2 separate regions of the Mus musculus genome follow, and region 2 is linked to region 1. A link is a loop called in an ENCODE intact Hi-C map of the cell type or tissue named here. Cell type or tissue: heart. All regions are shown on one strand. Each heading gives the region's core, and the rest is flanking DNA. Links, peaks and the distances in the headings are about the cores only.

Evidence for each region. Hi-C counts contacts between places; a loop is a spot of excess contacts. Peaks named below come from ENCODE experiments on the same cell type or tissue, not always from the same donor. Only the 100,000 strongest peaks of a DNase experiment are listed, where the experiment ranks them.
Region 2: it touches region 1 in a loop (10-fold over the local background); 1 of 42 quality-filtered maps calls a loop at or near these places.

Annotation. Positions count from the first base shown.
Region 1 is chr7:68,746,167-68,754,497 of GRCm38, reverse strand. It overlaps Arrdc4 (arrestin domain containing 4), which reads left to right and starts at 5,260. Exons shown (of 8, transcript NM_001042592.2): 1 at 5,260-5,729. The coding sequence starts at 5,432. In heart, for the core only: no CTCF peak of the experiment used is centred there; DNase peaks (open chromatin) are centred at 5,097 and 5,857; H3K4me3 peaks cover 2,336 bases; H3K27ac peaks cover 1,708 bases.
Region 2 is chr7:67,954,265-67,962,595 of GRCm38, reverse strand. The region is part of intron 1 of Igf1r (insulin-like growth factor I receptor); the gene reads right to left. Among named protein-coding and RNA genes, the nearest start is that of Igf1r, 6.2 kb to the right of the region's middle. In heart, for the core only: a CTCF peak has its summit at 512 (motif pointing right); DNase peaks (open chromatin) are centred at 525 and 4,335; H3K4me3 peaks cover 1,795 bases; H3K27ac peaks cover 4,295 bases.

The DNA of each region.
Region 1 (8,331 bases), core at 180-8,179:
AGCTTTTCTATGTTCCAATAATGAACATTCTGTGAGAGAAATCAGGAAAAACACCCACAGGAGCCTTTAAAAGACAGTGAAATAGATAGGATGGAAGCCAATCAAGGAGGTGAAAGACTGATATAAAGTACTAAAACACGGAGGAACAATTTTGAACAAAACACTATCCTAGAAGAGGAAGAGACATTTAACACAAAACAGATCAAAGATTTCAATACAAACCTGAAACTTTGATGCTACTAGAAGAAAACATGCATGAATCAGAAACACTTCAAGATACAGAGCTGAGCAACACCTTTCTAAAAAGAATTCTGACCACTCAAAAAAAAATGATTAGCATGGGCATTGCATGCTAATAAAAACCTTCTACACAGCGGTCTTTGTGAGCTAGGCTGCATTAAATCCAAATCACTCTGAGATTCTATCTTACTACAGTCAGAATAGCTAAGATCAAAAACTCGAGTGACAGCACATGCTGGCAAGGATGAGAAACAACGGGAACACTCTTCCATTGCTGGAGGGAGTACAAACAAGTTCAACCACTCTGGAAATCAATCTGGCGGTTTCTCAGAAAATTGGGAATACACACACACAAGATTCAGCTATATGTTCCTGAGCATATACCCAAAGGATGTCCCACTATACCACACGGACATTTGCTTGACTCCATTCATAGAAGCTTTATTCATAACCAGAAACTGGAAACAACATAGACACCCTTCAACTGAAGAATGGATATAGAAAATGTGGTACACCTACACAATGGAATACTACTCAGCTATGAAAAACAAAGGCATCATGAAATTTGTAGGCAAATGGATGGAATGTCATCCTGTGTGAGTGTAGTGGCTATTCCTGGTTGTCAACTTGACAATATTTGGAATGAACTACAATCCGGAATTGGAAGGCTCACCAGTGACCCTTATCTGGAGGCTTGGAGATCCTTATCTGGATCTTGGTTTGAAGATCTTGAGCCATAGTGGCTATGGATTCCAGAAGATTGAATCTCCGAGTTAAGGAACACACCTTTAATCTGGGCTATGCCTTTCATCTGGGATTAAAGGTGTGGTGGAACACACCTTTAATCTGGGCTACACCTTTTGCTGGAGACAATATAAGGACATTGGAAGAAGGGAGTCTAGCTCGAGCTCTTGCTCCTTCGCCTGCTTGCTGCGTGAGACTGAGTAACTGCTAGATCCTTGGACTTCCATTCACAGCTGCGACTGAACAATTGTTGGGAATTGGGCTGCCGACTGTAAGTCATCAATAAATTCCTTTATTATCTAGAGACTATCCATAAGTTCTGTGACTCTAGAGAACCCTGACTAATACAGTGAGGTAACACAAACTCATAAAGACATACACGGCAGGTACTAACTTATAAGTTGGCATTAGCCATCAAGTACAAAATAACCATGCTGCAATCCAAGACCCAAAGAAACTAAGAAATAAGGAGGGCCTAAGGAAAGGAATGATGTGCGACTCTTACTCAAAGGTGGGCATAAAATAGACATCAGAGATGGACAGAGGAAAGGAACTGAGTGGGAGAGGGGGTAAGGAGGGAACAGGGTTGGGGATCAGGTGTGGGCAGAGGTGATGACTGGAGAGGACTGGGGGTGTGAATGGAAATCAGTGGGGGCATCTTTCAAAGTAGCTGGAGACATGGGATGAGGAGGACCACCAGGAATCAATGGTGGTGATCATAACTGAGATTCCTACCAGCAGAGGATATGAAGACTGAAGTGTCCACCTCCTGTGGCCAGGCAGGACTTCCAGTGAAAGGAGAAGGGCATCAAAGCACCCACAAAACCTTCTAACTAAAATTTGTCCTGATTACAAGATATGCAAGGATAAAGATGGAGCACAGATTGAGGGAACAGCCAGCCAATACCTGACCCAACTTGAGACCATCCCATGTGAGAAAGCCAGCCCCTGACACCATTAATGTTACTCTGCTATGCTTTCAGACAGGTGCCTTGTATAACTGTCTCCTGAGAGGCTTCATCCAGCAGCTTATGGAAACAGATGCAGAGACCTACAACCAAATATCAGGCAGAGCTAGGGGAGTCTTGTGGAAGAGTGGAAGATAGAAGTGACAAGCAAGAAGGATTAAGAACACCACAAGAAGACCTACAGAATCAACTAACCCAGGGCCATGGGGATTCACAGAGACTGAGCCACCAACCAAAGAGCATGCAGGGACTGGATTTAGACTCCCTATACATTGATGTAGATGTGCAGCTTGGTCTTCATGTGGGTCCTCTAACTATTGGAGCAGGGGTCTCTGACCCTGTTGCCTGATATTTGATCCCTGTCCCCTAGCCAGATTGACCAGTTGGGCCTTAGTGGGAGAGGAGGGTCCTGCTGTAACTTGATGTCCCAATGTAGGGTGGGCCCAAAGAGGAGAAGGGGAGGGGGTAATAGTGGAAAGAATTTGTAAGAGTAGGGCATGGAGGAGAGGATGGAGTGGTCCTATGATCAGGATGGAAAGTGAATTAATTAATGAAAAAATAATTCAAACAGCAGAACACCAAAACAATATAATCTTATCAATAAAAGAGCAAATGATTAGTCCTGACACTTCTAAACAGAAATATAAGTGACATACACACATAAGCACATACACATGCAAACACACATCATAAAGTTTTATGTGTGTATTTCTGTGTTATGTGTGTGTGTATACATTACACTAAACTTGACATAACGTTTTATATGTGTGTATACATATGCATGTGTGTGAGAGAGAGAGAGAGCAAGAGTGTGTGTCTATGTATGAACATGTTCATGCCATGCTATGCATGTGGAGGACAGAGGACAGCTCGCAGGAGTAGTTCTTTCCCTCTCACCTGTAGGTCCTGGGCCTCAAAGTCCAGATGGTCCAGCTTTATGGCAAGTGCCTTTACCTGCTGAGTCATCTCACCAGCCCCAAGAACTACATTTGCTAAACTGCTCTTGCTCACACATCCAGGTGCCTATAGTCTAAAATCATTACTGGCACAATCATTGCTGGCACAATGACTCGTGCTTATAAATGCTAGCACTTAGGAGAGAGAGGGGGTCTGGACACCTGAACTACCCATATTTACTTAGTGTAAACCCTGTCTCTAAAACCTAAAGGTTGGAGATGTGGCTTAGTGAGAGAGAGAGCTTGCCTGCTTTGCAAAAAATCTTAGGTTGGATCTCCAAACCTAGTAAAACAAACAAGCAAAAAACAAACAAGCAAAAAACCAAAATCTTGGTCTCTGGTAGCATGGGATGCCATGTCTACAGTTCTGTCCTGGTGCCAGTCTGTGCATGTCAGTGAACTTTCACCTCTTTCCTAGACACTTAATTTTGAGGAGAACATCTCTCCCTGGAGCCAGTGGAAGATCAGTAAGAGGTCCAGCACTATTCATCTGTCTCAAAACCGGTGGTTGTGATCCATCATTCAGTGTTTGTTAACACACATTGATTGAGTATTGCTTGCTTCTGTGTTAGATACAAAAGGTTAAAAAACAATGCATGAGAGCAAAGTCTTTGTCCTCAGTGGGGGCAATAAACACCGTGCAAGTACATGTTTAAGATCAAGCTGTGCTGTGAAGGAAAGGAAGCAGGGACCATTATAGACACTGTGATCAGGAACCCAAGGGTAGTATTTCGGGACCCCCAGGGCTGGATTTATGGCTCTTTTTACTTTCTTTGAGAAGTGTTAAAGAATCTTTGGACACCCTAAAGCCTTACTAAAGTTACAGTGTTCTTTGAGGGTGTGACTCCTGGCAGGTCAACCATGCTGCAGTGGATGGCCTCTGCTCAAATGTATGAGCAGCACAGATAGAGCACCAGTGAGCTCTATGACAGCAAACCACACTTTAAATTAAATCAACAATTTTGAAAAGAGGACGTGAAGTTAGAATATGGAGGTAAGTATGCGTTTGGAAGGAGTTAGGGGAGGAATGGGGGTAGAATATGAGCAAATATACTGCATGCATGCATGGACTTCTTCAAGAATAGAAATATTATACAAATGAATAAATAGATAGATAACAATAAAAATGCCCGTGTTGATCATCTAAACTCAAAAGAGTGCAGTAAAACAACCTATACTTTCAGAGCCTTGGAAAGAAAATATCCTTCAGTTTCAATTTTCAATTATCAAACCTTGATAACAGCTTACGCACTTAGAATTTTAACGAGGGGAAATAAAGGATTACAAATTGATAGACAAATAATTACACATATTTAAATATTCTAGATACCAAAAGGCTATCTAGAACGGTGTGAATTAAAAAGAAACCAGCAAGAAGAGCTGTGGGTTTGGGGAACAAGTCACGGAGACAGCTGGGCATGTTCTAGGACTATGATCCCGGGGTTACGAAATCCTTTTGGGTGGGGCACTTGTGTGTCAAGTATCGATCTTTTTTTCCAGACATAATATTTGCACACTTTACAACTTATGCATGTATATAACGACCAAATAGAGTATTATTCAGTCAATAATGGAGTCCTTCTGTTTGCATCAGCACCAATAAGTGGCAGGTGCTGTTTTAAAACCACGACCTTATTTAGAGGCAGAAGAACCAGAGACGGAGTCTGGCTGGACTTCAGCAACCAGGAACAGAACTTCTCAGGACAAAAGCACTAAGAATCACAGCATTCTTCCAAGACATTGGCTCTCAGCTAGTACAGGAATTCTGTCTGAGACCCAAAGAGGTGTGGCTCAGAATCATGAAAGTTAGCAGATTCTGATATCTGCTTTAAAGTTCCAAGGCAGCCAGCATAAAGCGAGACTCCTGAGTTCCATTTTCCAAGAAACCTTTTGCTGGGCACTCTGCAGAAGTAATCTTAAACTGGGCCTGCTGCAGCCACAAGTTCATGTTCTAGTACAAACTACTCTAGCCTCTCTGAGCTGGAAAGCCCGCCCCCACTATAACCATAGCAACGCTGACACCAATGCGCCGGTGAGCCGGGAACCGCCCCCTCCCTAACAGATATTGTTTCCCATCCTCTGTCCACATGGGCGCACTGCCTCACTATTGGTCTGTGGCCCAGGACTGTGCCTTGCTCCCACCAATAAAGGTCCTGTGCACGTGCACTATGGTGTCTCCCGATTGGTGAAGCCCTCCTGATCACGCACCACCGTCCTGCTCAGCCTGGTGTGGGGGCGCCAATGAAATGACTAAGTGGCCATGTACAGCCAATGGGAAAGAAGCAGGTTTCGCGACTGGCCAATGGCAGTGCTCTGTAGGCGGGCCGTGTCAGCCCCTTTCCAGTCCCAGTGGGGTGTGTTAAAGAGACAGGGCCCCAGTGCGGGTGTTTCACCCGGCTGGGCGCTGTGGCCGTAGTGGCCCTGGGTGTGCGGCCGGCGCCCGTGACAGCAGCGTCGCGGAGCCGGCTACCCCGACCTGGGGCCACTGCGGATCTTGGTGGCAGAGCCGCATCGCCTGGCGGAATGGGAGGCGAGGCGGGAGCCGATGGTCCTCGGGGCCGTGTCAAGAGCTTGGGGCTAGTGTTCGAAGATGAGAGCAAGGGCTGCTACTCAAGCGGCGAGACAGTGGCCGGGCACGTGCTGCTGGAGGCGGCAGAGCCGGTGGCCCTGCGCGGACTGCGCCTGGAGGCCCAGGGCCGTGCCACCTCTGCCTGGGGCCCGAGCGCTGGGGCCAGGGTCTGCATCGGTGGGGGCTCTCCCGCAGCCTCCTCAGAAGTGGAATACTTGAACCTGCGGTTGAGTCTGCTGGAGGCCCCAGCTGGTGAGCTTGGAGATCCCCAGGGAGGGGGGCGGGAAGGGGCGCGTCCCTGGGTGCTGGGTGGCACTGAGGGAAGCTTCTGGAAGGGGAGTCATCTGCTGTCACGGGGGAAGGGCAGGAGGCCAAGCCTGTGCCCCTACCTGGCTTCTAGGAGGAGGCCAGACCCTTTTGTGTTGGTGTGTACCTTTGAACTTAGCTTCCTGCGATCTTCTAGTAACCTATTACAGAATCGTTGCCATGGAAACCCGCCATCTGACTGTCTGGGTTCTAGGTCCTTCCTCACCTGGAGGCATGGAAGGTGGAATTGGTGACATTCTGTTATGTGGTGCCCAGAGTTTGATGGCCTGCTGCTCCTGCCTGTCCTGGCCCTAGACACTCCCGGGTTCATGATGATTTACAGAAAACTAAATCTTGGGAAAAGGGAAGTGGTACTTGGGTAGTTCGAGAGAAGTGTCTCCTCACTGGGGAACATGAATCTCACTAAGAGCCATCCATTGCTGTAGCTCCCCTTCCTCTTACCTCTCCCCATTCAGAAAGGCCTTTGCAGACAATGCCTGCCATCTGGGCCATTTCTGACTTTTCCAGAAGTGCCCATGCATATGTATGTTGGGTTCATGTGATTGCATTTCATCATGAAAATGCTAGTAACCGTGAGTCAGTCTTCTCTCAGTGGAAACTATTGTAAACTTCTATCTGTCTGCCTCATCATCTTGGACCTATCAAATGCCTTAAGCTTACTACCTAGTGCATCGTATCCTCCTGTGGAGAAGTACAATGGTGTCCAGATAAATCCTCAAATATGTGCCTAACGAGAGCTGTATTTTGGATAATGGGGTGTGGCAGGTGAGAGCTCTACCTGCTTTAATGTCCTTTCCTCACTGTGGATTCCAGGAGTCTTTTCTCCCAGTGATTAATAACCAACAAGGATGTTAAAGGTGGCTGACTGGAGGGAAGGCCGTGGCAGCGAGAGGTAACCAGGTTTCTGTTTAAGATTCGGCCCCTGCGCCTGTAAGGATGAGAACTGAACGCTGCTTTGGTAACATCTGGGCTAACAAATAGGTTTTGACTCACAAGTAAGATCTTGTTGCTTTGTTCTAATGAAACAGCTACATCTAGACAGCTGCCAGTTTTCCTAGAATGTGTTAGCAATGGTTATAGTTTGCTTAAAGTCAGCTTTTATTTAAGGAGTGGGGGAACATTTCCCCCACATACTTACAACTTGGAAGAACTTAGCAACTTGACACAGATTCTCAGGGTCATTAACTTCATAAACTAGTTATCATTCAATGACCTAGGGTGATCTTTTTTTTTTTTAAATAACTGTTGACCCCTAGGATCTATTTTAAACTGTTGGATCTATGTTTTAAAAATCTTCCCAGAATATTCTTTAAAATTATTATTCTTATTGAGCCACTTACTATCATTGTGCCTGAACCACTTCAAGTCCTTATGAAAAAAGATCGTGATAGAAAGACCTAGACACCTCGGCCGAAGAGATGGCTCAGCCATTAAAGGCTAGGCTCATAGCCAAGGATATAAGAAAGTCCCAGGGACCAAAGCAGAGAATTAGCTTCAGTTCATAGGCACCCACCAGAGTGTGACCTTACACAGCCCCTCTCGTCCCCTCTACAATGTTTCTAGATCCCAGGGCTCATGAAAAGGTTTCATGAAAAGCTCTGGTTGGAAGGGCTTTGGTGGATAAAGCAGCTTCCTTTAACATTGTAGCCCTCAGTGGACAGGTGGAAACAGTGAGAGCCATAAAACAGAAGCAGAAATGGCCACACCTTACATCTTCTGAATGTTTCTAATTAAACATAAAAATTAAAAAGAGAAAGAAACCTTTTTACTCGGTATTACAGCGTTTGTCCGTTTCCTCAAATTGGTTTTCTCATTTGAAGTCCTGTAAGGCCTGGGTTGGCTTGCTTCTTGAGGGGCTCTTCATCTCTCTTGATCACTTTTTAGTATGCTAGCAACTCTACATGCCCGTTCCCTTCATCCAAACTCTACCCGCTCATCTGTATTCTGGTCCTCAGCTCCCAGGCCCACCATGAAGTCTCAGGACTTCAGGACTCTGTAGTCTTTACTTGATGCAGATATCCATTCCCCTTTCCTCCAATTGTTCTTTTGAGGACCGAAGTATTCATCCTCATTATCACCCGAGCTTGCCATTTAAGTCCAGTAAATCCACACTGCTAAACATTTGTGTGCACTTTGTCATGTGTCACATGGCGATCACACTCTATCTCAGCTCTGCGGGCCTAATGAGCCCCTTGGAAGCGATAAGGTACAGAAGTGTCCCTTGACTCCAGGCCTCTAGCTCTGCTGAGACCCTCCTGAGGCTTGTGTGGCCGTCCACTCCTGCACGTAGGGAGCCTCTGGGATGCACACTGCATCACACCATGTAATCTGAACCTGTGTTCTTCTGACTAGTTATTGTTCACGTTGCCTTCAGGTCACCAGCCTGTGATGTCTTTCTTTACAAAGTGGACCCGAGTTCCTTGTTTCTCCTTAATGTGAAAAGTAGAGAGAAAGGTTTAGGAGACTCGTTGAGTCAGTGATGCATTCTTATTCTCTAAAGGCACAGGACTGAAATACTGCGTTGTTG
Region 2 (8,331 bases), core at 256-8,255, 790 kb after region 1:
GGGTCGTGCAAGTGTCACGACACACATATGGAGGCCACAGGACAACGTGCAGGAGTCAGTTCTATTCTCCTACTGTGCTGAGTCCCAGGAACTGAACTCAGAGGCAGACTTGGCAGCAAGCTCCTTCACTGGCCGAGCCATCTTGTTGGTCCTAGCAGTATTGTTTATTAATCTCTCATAAGAAATATTTTAAAACTGCACACACGTAAAGGTCTCATGGCCTGGGGGTAGGGTACTCTTAGGACTGTAAGACCCTCTGGGTTTTACAGGAAGGGTACCTCACTTCGGAATACAGTTGCTTCTCTGAGCCGCTCTCTGAACAGTTAAACAAGCTGTATCCTAAACCACAGCCCGGCGATCTCTAAAGAAGCCTGGTGTACCCACATTTTCTTGCAACCATTTCTCAGTCACCATCAGCAGGGAAAGGCTGAGGAACTTTAAGGGGATTGGCTTTCTTCCTCCTCTGGACAACACCTACTTCAGCCAGGGAGATGGCTGAACTCCCTATGTGGCCGCTAGATGGCGACTTCGCATCGGTGAGGCGGACAAAGTGCAGATAGGACCCGTTCTAAGACCCTGGCAGAAACTAACGAGAGAAAGGATTGAGGAAGAAACTATGACAAACAACTGTAAAATGGAAGGTGAACAGAGTGGAGCTGGCTACCCTTTGGGGGGGGGGGGATGGCGGGAGGGGATAAAATAACGGAACTCAGAAAGGGTTAACGTTTTTGTTTTTGTTTTGGTGGTTTTTTGTTTTTGTTTTTGAGACAAGGTCTCACTATGTAGCACTGGCTGGCCCAGAACTCACTACATATGTAGACTAGGCTGGTCTTAAACTCAATGAGATTCACCTGTCTCTGCCTCTGCCTTCCACATGCTGGGATTACAGGCCTGTACCTTTGATTTCCCGTATTTATTTGTTGGGGGTGGGGAGGCATGCCACAGAGTACCCGTGGGGGGGGGGGGAGTCTACCTTGGAGAGTTGGTTCTCCCTCCCACCATGAGTCCCAGGGATTAAACACTGGTCTCTTAGGCTTGATGGCAATCGCCCTTCACCCCATTTCACAGAGGAGGAAACAAAGGCACAAAATTAATCTGACTGTGCTACTGAAGAACTGGCATTCAAACCAGCCTCCCTCGCCACTCCTCATCCCGGTAAGTCATGACAGGGAAAGGACAAAGCCCGAGGGAGACTTCTCAGTGTGCGGCCTGGTGGTGCCTGAACTCAAAGGGAGGGAGGGGAAAGTTAGAGCTGTGCAGTTAGAGAAACGCTAACAGCCTCATGTGAAGGAGAAGGCGGCGGGTAGGACATCAAGGGCGGCATCTCTCACATATTAAAACCCTAGAAAGTGCTGGGGGGGCCTGGGAGGAGTTGACCGGAAGCCTACCCTATCGGCCCAACTTTACAGTACCAACATCCAAAACTGGACACCCCCCACACACACTCAAAAAGTAATGAAACTTAAAAATCCACATTTCCGCCAAATTTTCCTGAGTTTAATTTTTCTAAATATAGTAGAAGATAATTTTATTTTGCCGTTTACAGAGACAAGGAGAACCGTCTTTCACAGTCATCCCGAGTCTCCGCCTATTTGCTCAAACTCAGAGAAGTGGCATGTTTTATATCAGAGAACTGATGGACGGCCCAGAGGAATCTAGGCCCACGTGACCTTCCATTGTTCCAGAGGGGCTTTCCAATGTCCATTGCGGGGAGGGGGGCAGAAGACTGTGGTGGAATTCATGCCAAGTCACAGAAAGAGGGCAAAAGCTGGAGTGGGGGATCATCAGAGCCCACTCATGCAGAACTCTGGGGATCAATGTGGATCCTGACAGCGAGGTCTTTATGAGGATCTACTACAGCCCAATACGAGGGGCCTTGGACTTCACATTAAGACTGGGGACTCGCCTGCGGTACACAGCGAGGAAGCAGGCTTGGTAAGCAAGCCCAGGGATCTTTATGGCACTTAGAAGTATCTCAAAGGCCAGTAAGTATGCCCTGTCTACTCAAAGGGTTGGGATGCAGGTCTGGACTGGATGGGGGTGGAGCCAGGATGGGGCAAATCTGCATGATTTCAAGTGACTCAGTGAAGTTGAGAGGAAACATTCAATTAAGCACTCTCTTCAGAAAAGGGCAGGAAGCAGAGCTGAGGTTAACTAGACCTTCCATCGCAGCCAATCTTGGTGACTGAAAAGCTCACTGGTGAGCGTGCTAGAAGAAATGGGGAGAATACAGCATCCAACCAAGAAAGGCCGCTCTTAGCAACGGAAGTCTCTAGGATCCAGCTCTTCTACATTGTGGCTCAACAGACATCACGAAGCCAGTAACGCCCCAAAGTGGACACCAGAACCATCGGCGGGGCGTCCCTGTGCGTTCCCTCAGTACAGTGATGCCCAGGGAGAACTGTCGGAGAGAATGAACACCGTAAGACACAGCTAGGCATGATGAACTGGTGAAGAATTCACTGACTGTCTAAACAGAGTGGACGGCTAGTGACTCAGAATGGTCTTGTCAAATGTCCAGTCAACCGGACAGACGGCTGTTACCTGAAATCTGCACAGGTGCTACTTATTTCTTTCAGCTACTTATCAAAGGTTACTAAAATAATTCAAATTGGGAGAAAAATACCTGTACACTAACTCACTGCTATCTAATATCATCAGGCTTCTGTGCCTTACGGTACGTGTCTCATTTACTCGATCTGACACACTCCCCCAATAATCAACTTATAGATAAGCAAAATACCTCAGGAACTTTCAAGTTCTGATCTGTAAAACAATTTAGGCTTCAATACCATAAAACATGTGTTACCCACATAAAGATTAATCTTAAAAACGACAACTCCAAAGCCAGCTTAAAGGAAGTGCCGTGTTTAAAAAGAAACTGGCAAGTTTAAGTACACAGAAGCCCAGGAGCTATGCACCTCAGTCGGTCACTCAGTCTCTGTGGGTGGAGGAGTGCACGCATGCACACCTGGACAAACATGCCCATCTGGATGCACATGTGCCACTGTGAGGAGCTGGCATTTATGTAACTCCTGCAGGGAGGTGTGAAGTAAAAAGATAGAGTTTGAAGCCTTCAGCTCCTACTACCAGGAGGAATTTTCTGTAATAATGATAAACTCCTTTCTACAAACGCTTCAAGAGGTGCCTAGCCAACTTCGGTGGTACAGGCCTATGGGTGATCCCTGTACTCTGAGGCAAGGGTAGATCAAGTCCAAGGCCAGTGTGGGCTACACCACAAGACCATCTCTAGGAAAAAAACAAAAATCAAGAAAGCAACCTCGGGGTCTCTCCAAAGTTGTTTCTGACATTCCACTGCAAAGTAAACAATTTGGGACAGACATTCTTCTCTCTGCAATACACACTTCCAACATGGCCACATTCTTCTTCTTTAGCAGGCCACCAGATACTCCATGAGAAATTGTGTCAAGCCTACCAGAAAATACAGGAGGGATACTCCCTAAGCCTCAAGACGCATCCCATACCAGCAGTAACCAACTTGAGGATAAATATAAAACCAAACAGCAGCGTCGTTATCTGTGGAAGTCACCACAGTCCCACTGTTCATCACTCAACATAAAGGACGCCAGTTTTTGTTCTGTTCGAGTAATGCCTGAATAGCAATCTGTGAGTTTATAAATCCTTACAATTTGCGACCCAAAAGAAAGAAAAATTAAAGCCTTGCTCACTAGCTTCTTAGTTCTTTATGCAAACATAGCCGTGATTTCTGTGGCTCAATTCATACTCTGAAAAACTGGTGGTAAGACTCATTATGGTATCAGCGTTTCTAACCCAGAGAATGGAGCCTTGTGAGTACCCAGGGTATTTATGGAAGAAAGTGGATGAATTCTCACTCAAGTAGGGACATAGCAACCTTAGGGCTCTAAACCCCATCACAGTAATAAAGAGTAAGGAAAACTGGCACGCGTGAGAACACATGGCATCCATCTCCAGAAATCCAAAGTCACCAAATCAAGGAGGCTAGTACTTTCAGTTAAAGGATTCCAAACAATTTAAGAAAAGAAACGGACTTCATCATGCTAAGGAACTACATCTGCTGAGATAGCGAACTAACTCGTTTTAAAGATCCTTTGTTTACTGTTTTCACAAGCCCATGTCCTCTTCTCTGAACAAGTCAGACCCAGGGGGTGAGGGGATCGAGACAAGGCACCTGTACACATTCTAATCTTTAATCTTTACCAATCCTGGACATCAGCCACGCACTCCCCAATGTCCACAGATCTCAGCGTCACCGAACACTAGGACTGCGCCCGTCCCAAATAACACGTCTTTATAAGGAACTTGGAAACTTCCTCTTGCAGACCTGCTGCCAAACACTACTTACAGGAAGCTCCGAGTGCATCATCACACCGTACAGCCTGTTTGCTGTCTTTCACGTGCATCGGGCGTCTCAGACGGAGAAGCCAAGAGCCGCCGTGGCCACAGCACGTGTGGAAGTATTACATACTTAGTACTACTGAAAGGCGTTCATTTCTGGTGCTCAGATAGCACCTGTCACACGCTGGCTAAGAAAAGCAGTTCAAAGCAAGCTGGCCTCCGGGCACAAATACCTCTTCCACGAACTAGAGTTTGAGTTTTAAATGAGTCTTGAAAACAAATCGGAGAAAATCACAAACCAGAGAAAAACCTGTCTTGTGTGCTTTATGATTCAAAAAAAAAAAAAAAAATTCTTTTAAAGGTACAATTGCCTCTCTGTCTCGTTCTTACACCCCCTCCCCCATACTTAAAAAAAAAAAAGTCCATTCGTTTTTAAATTACAAAAGATTTGGAATTCTGAACACTTCCTAATGATTATCTCCAAACTGTGAAAGCAATGTATACATGGGAAACACCTCTGCAACTGGTCCCACCTTCCAAGCCAGGCAACACTTATGAATATCCCTGGGGGGGGGGGGGTTGATTTTGGAGACAAGGTGTCACTACTTAGCACAGGCTGCCCTCAAACTGGCGTTTCCCCCTGCCTAGGCTTACAGGTCTATGAGTGCATCCAGCATGACGTTACACAGGCAGCGTTAACCACGACTGTCACACCAGTGTTACAAAGACGCCCAACTAGATGGACAGGTATCCGTGGGCCATGGTCTGTGGTGAAATTCCAATATGAGGGAGCCTGAGAGGGTAAGAACAGTGTAGCACTGGCTACACACCAGACCAGCTAAGCCTACAGTAGATTGTTAGTTTTTGTAAAGGGCCTCTCCTGCAAATACAGGGAGAGTGGAACCAAAGGCAACAGCAAGGGGAGTCCGTCCTTCCTCTCCTGGTGATCGCGCCACCTAGCATTCACTTCAGCTTTCACACAGTAAGGGCCCACTAACTGCTGGCTAGACTCAGTCACTTGAAGTGCATTCTGACAAACCAAATGAAACCACATTAAAAGGAAAACTAAAGTGCTCTCAGGGCTCCCGGGGGGGGGGGGGGGAGGAAGGAAGGACAGACAGACATACAGATGAACAGGGAGACAGACGGACAAGGAGTGAAGATGATCTCACTGATGTTCATTACTGATCTATACCTTGCAACCATAACAAGAGATCACCAACAGATGACCTGGAGACAGAGACCAAAAACCCAATGCAAACATTCCCGTCTAGGTCTGTTCCTACGGAAAAGGCAAAGTACATTTAGATAAAGGCACGCCAGTTTGAAAACAAAACCACTTGACTGTGTGCCTAAAATTAATTTTATTTATTTATTTTTATTAAAAACAAAACAAAACTGTTAAGGCTACAGGTTCCTAAACAACAACTGTAACCAACCAAGATGCACCTTCTCAGATTCTGGAGATTTTAAGAAATAAAACTTGTAAATTAAAGAAAAAAGAAAAAGAAAAAGAAAAGGAAAGTCGCACGCGCACTGCCCTACAGTAAGCGGTCCTTCCTCTGCATCAGGACCACTTGTGGCTACTACAGGAGGGAAGAAGTTCCTTCCGTGTGGCTAACATCATACTACTTCTCTACTGGAAAGCTGTAGATAGAAACACGCCCCTTGCCTTAGGCTCCTGAGCCCTGCAGAAGTTCACTTCAGGTTCTGTTTGAGGGCTTTCACTATGGAGCTCACACCTTCATTAGCACTGGTGTGCTGTCCCGGTTGACTCCATCCATCCCTCCATTTACCAAGCCAAGGAAGAGCAAGATTCCTTTCCCTCTACTTGTCTGTTTCTTGCCTGGCATCCAATCCCCGCTGTTACAGCTTCAATTACCAATCTGCTGTACTGCAGGAATTCATGGATCTTAAAAGCTCATGAATTTGGGGGTGGGGGGGAGAGACCAACTCAAACCTGCACCTATGTTTACTGAATAATCTTAGTCAGATTTTAAGGCTTAAGGTAGCACAATGCATTCTTCTCAATCTTTGAAAAAAAATTAAAAAAAAAAAACAAAACAGGTTCAGATGTTACTCACATACCCCCCCCCCAGGTCACTGTTTTCAACCATACAATTCAATTTTTTTTTTTAGTACATTGAGAATTTGTACAACCATCACCACAAACTGAAGCTAAAACACTTTCATCACACACACGCACACGCGCACTCGCACGCGCACACACACACACACACACACACACACACACACACACCTGCCCCAAATCCTGGACCCCTTAACAATCACTTCCCAGTTTGTCCTCCCCAATATCTGGTGAGCAATTTGTCTCTCCCTATGGATTGGCTGAACATTTCATGTAAGTTCATGTAGTGTTCATACAAGATTAGGCAGTTTATAACTTATTTTCTCTGTTTTTAATATTTTAAGCGCCCGGATGTTCAACCCTTGGATCTTTCAGAGATGGTCTTTTCTAATCCTTTTGACAATTCAAACATATGACCTTTTAAACTTCAAGCCCTGAACCCGCACCAGTCTGGCCCTCCACAAAGTATAGTTGACTTGCTATTTCCCTGCATCAAAACCTAAACTATAATTTGCTAGTTAGGTTCTTTCTGAAGTTCTTATTCTGGGCTCTCCTTCTGGTAGGTAATAAAGCACTAACTTCTTTAAACACCAACATTGCACATACCTCCTTTCCTCTGACAATAGGATTTTACCGTGCCCTCGGCAGAAAGATGACTCAATCCTTTTTAGGAGACAACCACAATAACTCTCAAGTGCATGTTGATTTTCAAAACAGAAAGCGGCCCTACATTATCTGGCTGCTCCCTTTCCTAGGTCTGCTCATTCTCCCGCTACAAAACAAACATGTCTGCAGGGCTGCCTTTCTTCAAGAAACTTCCACAGTCCCAAGTTAAAGATGAAAACATATCCACAGATGTCGCACTCCAAAGAATCACCATTCCTTAAACCTAATACCTGTATGGCTGGAAGACTGCCTCTGCTGGCACCCAGAGACTTTCTCCTCAGTTATGTGGTTTAGCACCTTTGGGGCTAAAACTTAACCCTTCAGCTGTAAAGAGGGAAGGGCAGACACCCAGACAGAACTTTAGCAGGCCCTAACCAGGATCCCAAGTGCTTTCAGGATGGCCATCAAACTTTAGGAAATTGACCATCATAAAAGGCGGCTCTCAGGAAGCGTTTGGTCCCCACCGGATTAAAAACAACACAATGAAAGACCCTTCTCCTGCTGCCCCTGCTCTGGACAAAGAATATCCTTCAGCAAGACCCAGCTCCGTCCTGTTTCGGATGCCTGCATCCTGCCCCAAGAAGCAAGGCAAGGCCACCACTGCTTCTTTGCATTGCAGAACTTCTGCTGTTAAATAGCAAAAGTAGAGATGTACACAGTACAATAAGATGCCATAGGAAAATGGACTCGTTCCTAGTGTCTTCTAAACCATATTTAGTCCTTAAAGGCTAGAAATCTTCCCTGCCCCCAAACACCATCTAACCGCCTTTCACCCAATCCAGTGTGCTCAAAGTTTGGAAAACAAAGGGCAGGAGAGCCCAGATTTGTGAGGTCGGCCATAGTCTGCGAGTCTTTCTCTAGTCTTACTATAGCTATAGTTCTTTTAAGAACTACTCGGACTCCATCATAGATATTTCTTAAAAGAGGCTCAAGGGTTTGTTTATAGAAACAGCCTTTGTGAACTACGGCAGCGGTAGGGTCCCTAGCAGGCTCCATCGTGTCACACCCCCCCCCCACCCCAACTCAAGGCTAGGTCGTGATTTTTCGAAGTTAATAGGCACCACCTGCATACATTCTGCAAACATTACTCATCCGCACGCCCTCACTTCCCCAGCCCCTACTCGGAGACTGCATTTAAACTTTTAATCGCGTTCAAATTACTCTACCATCTCTAAAGCACCAGTATGCCACACTGTTTTTCTCGAGAACAAAACCCCCTCCTCCTCCTCCTGCCCGCA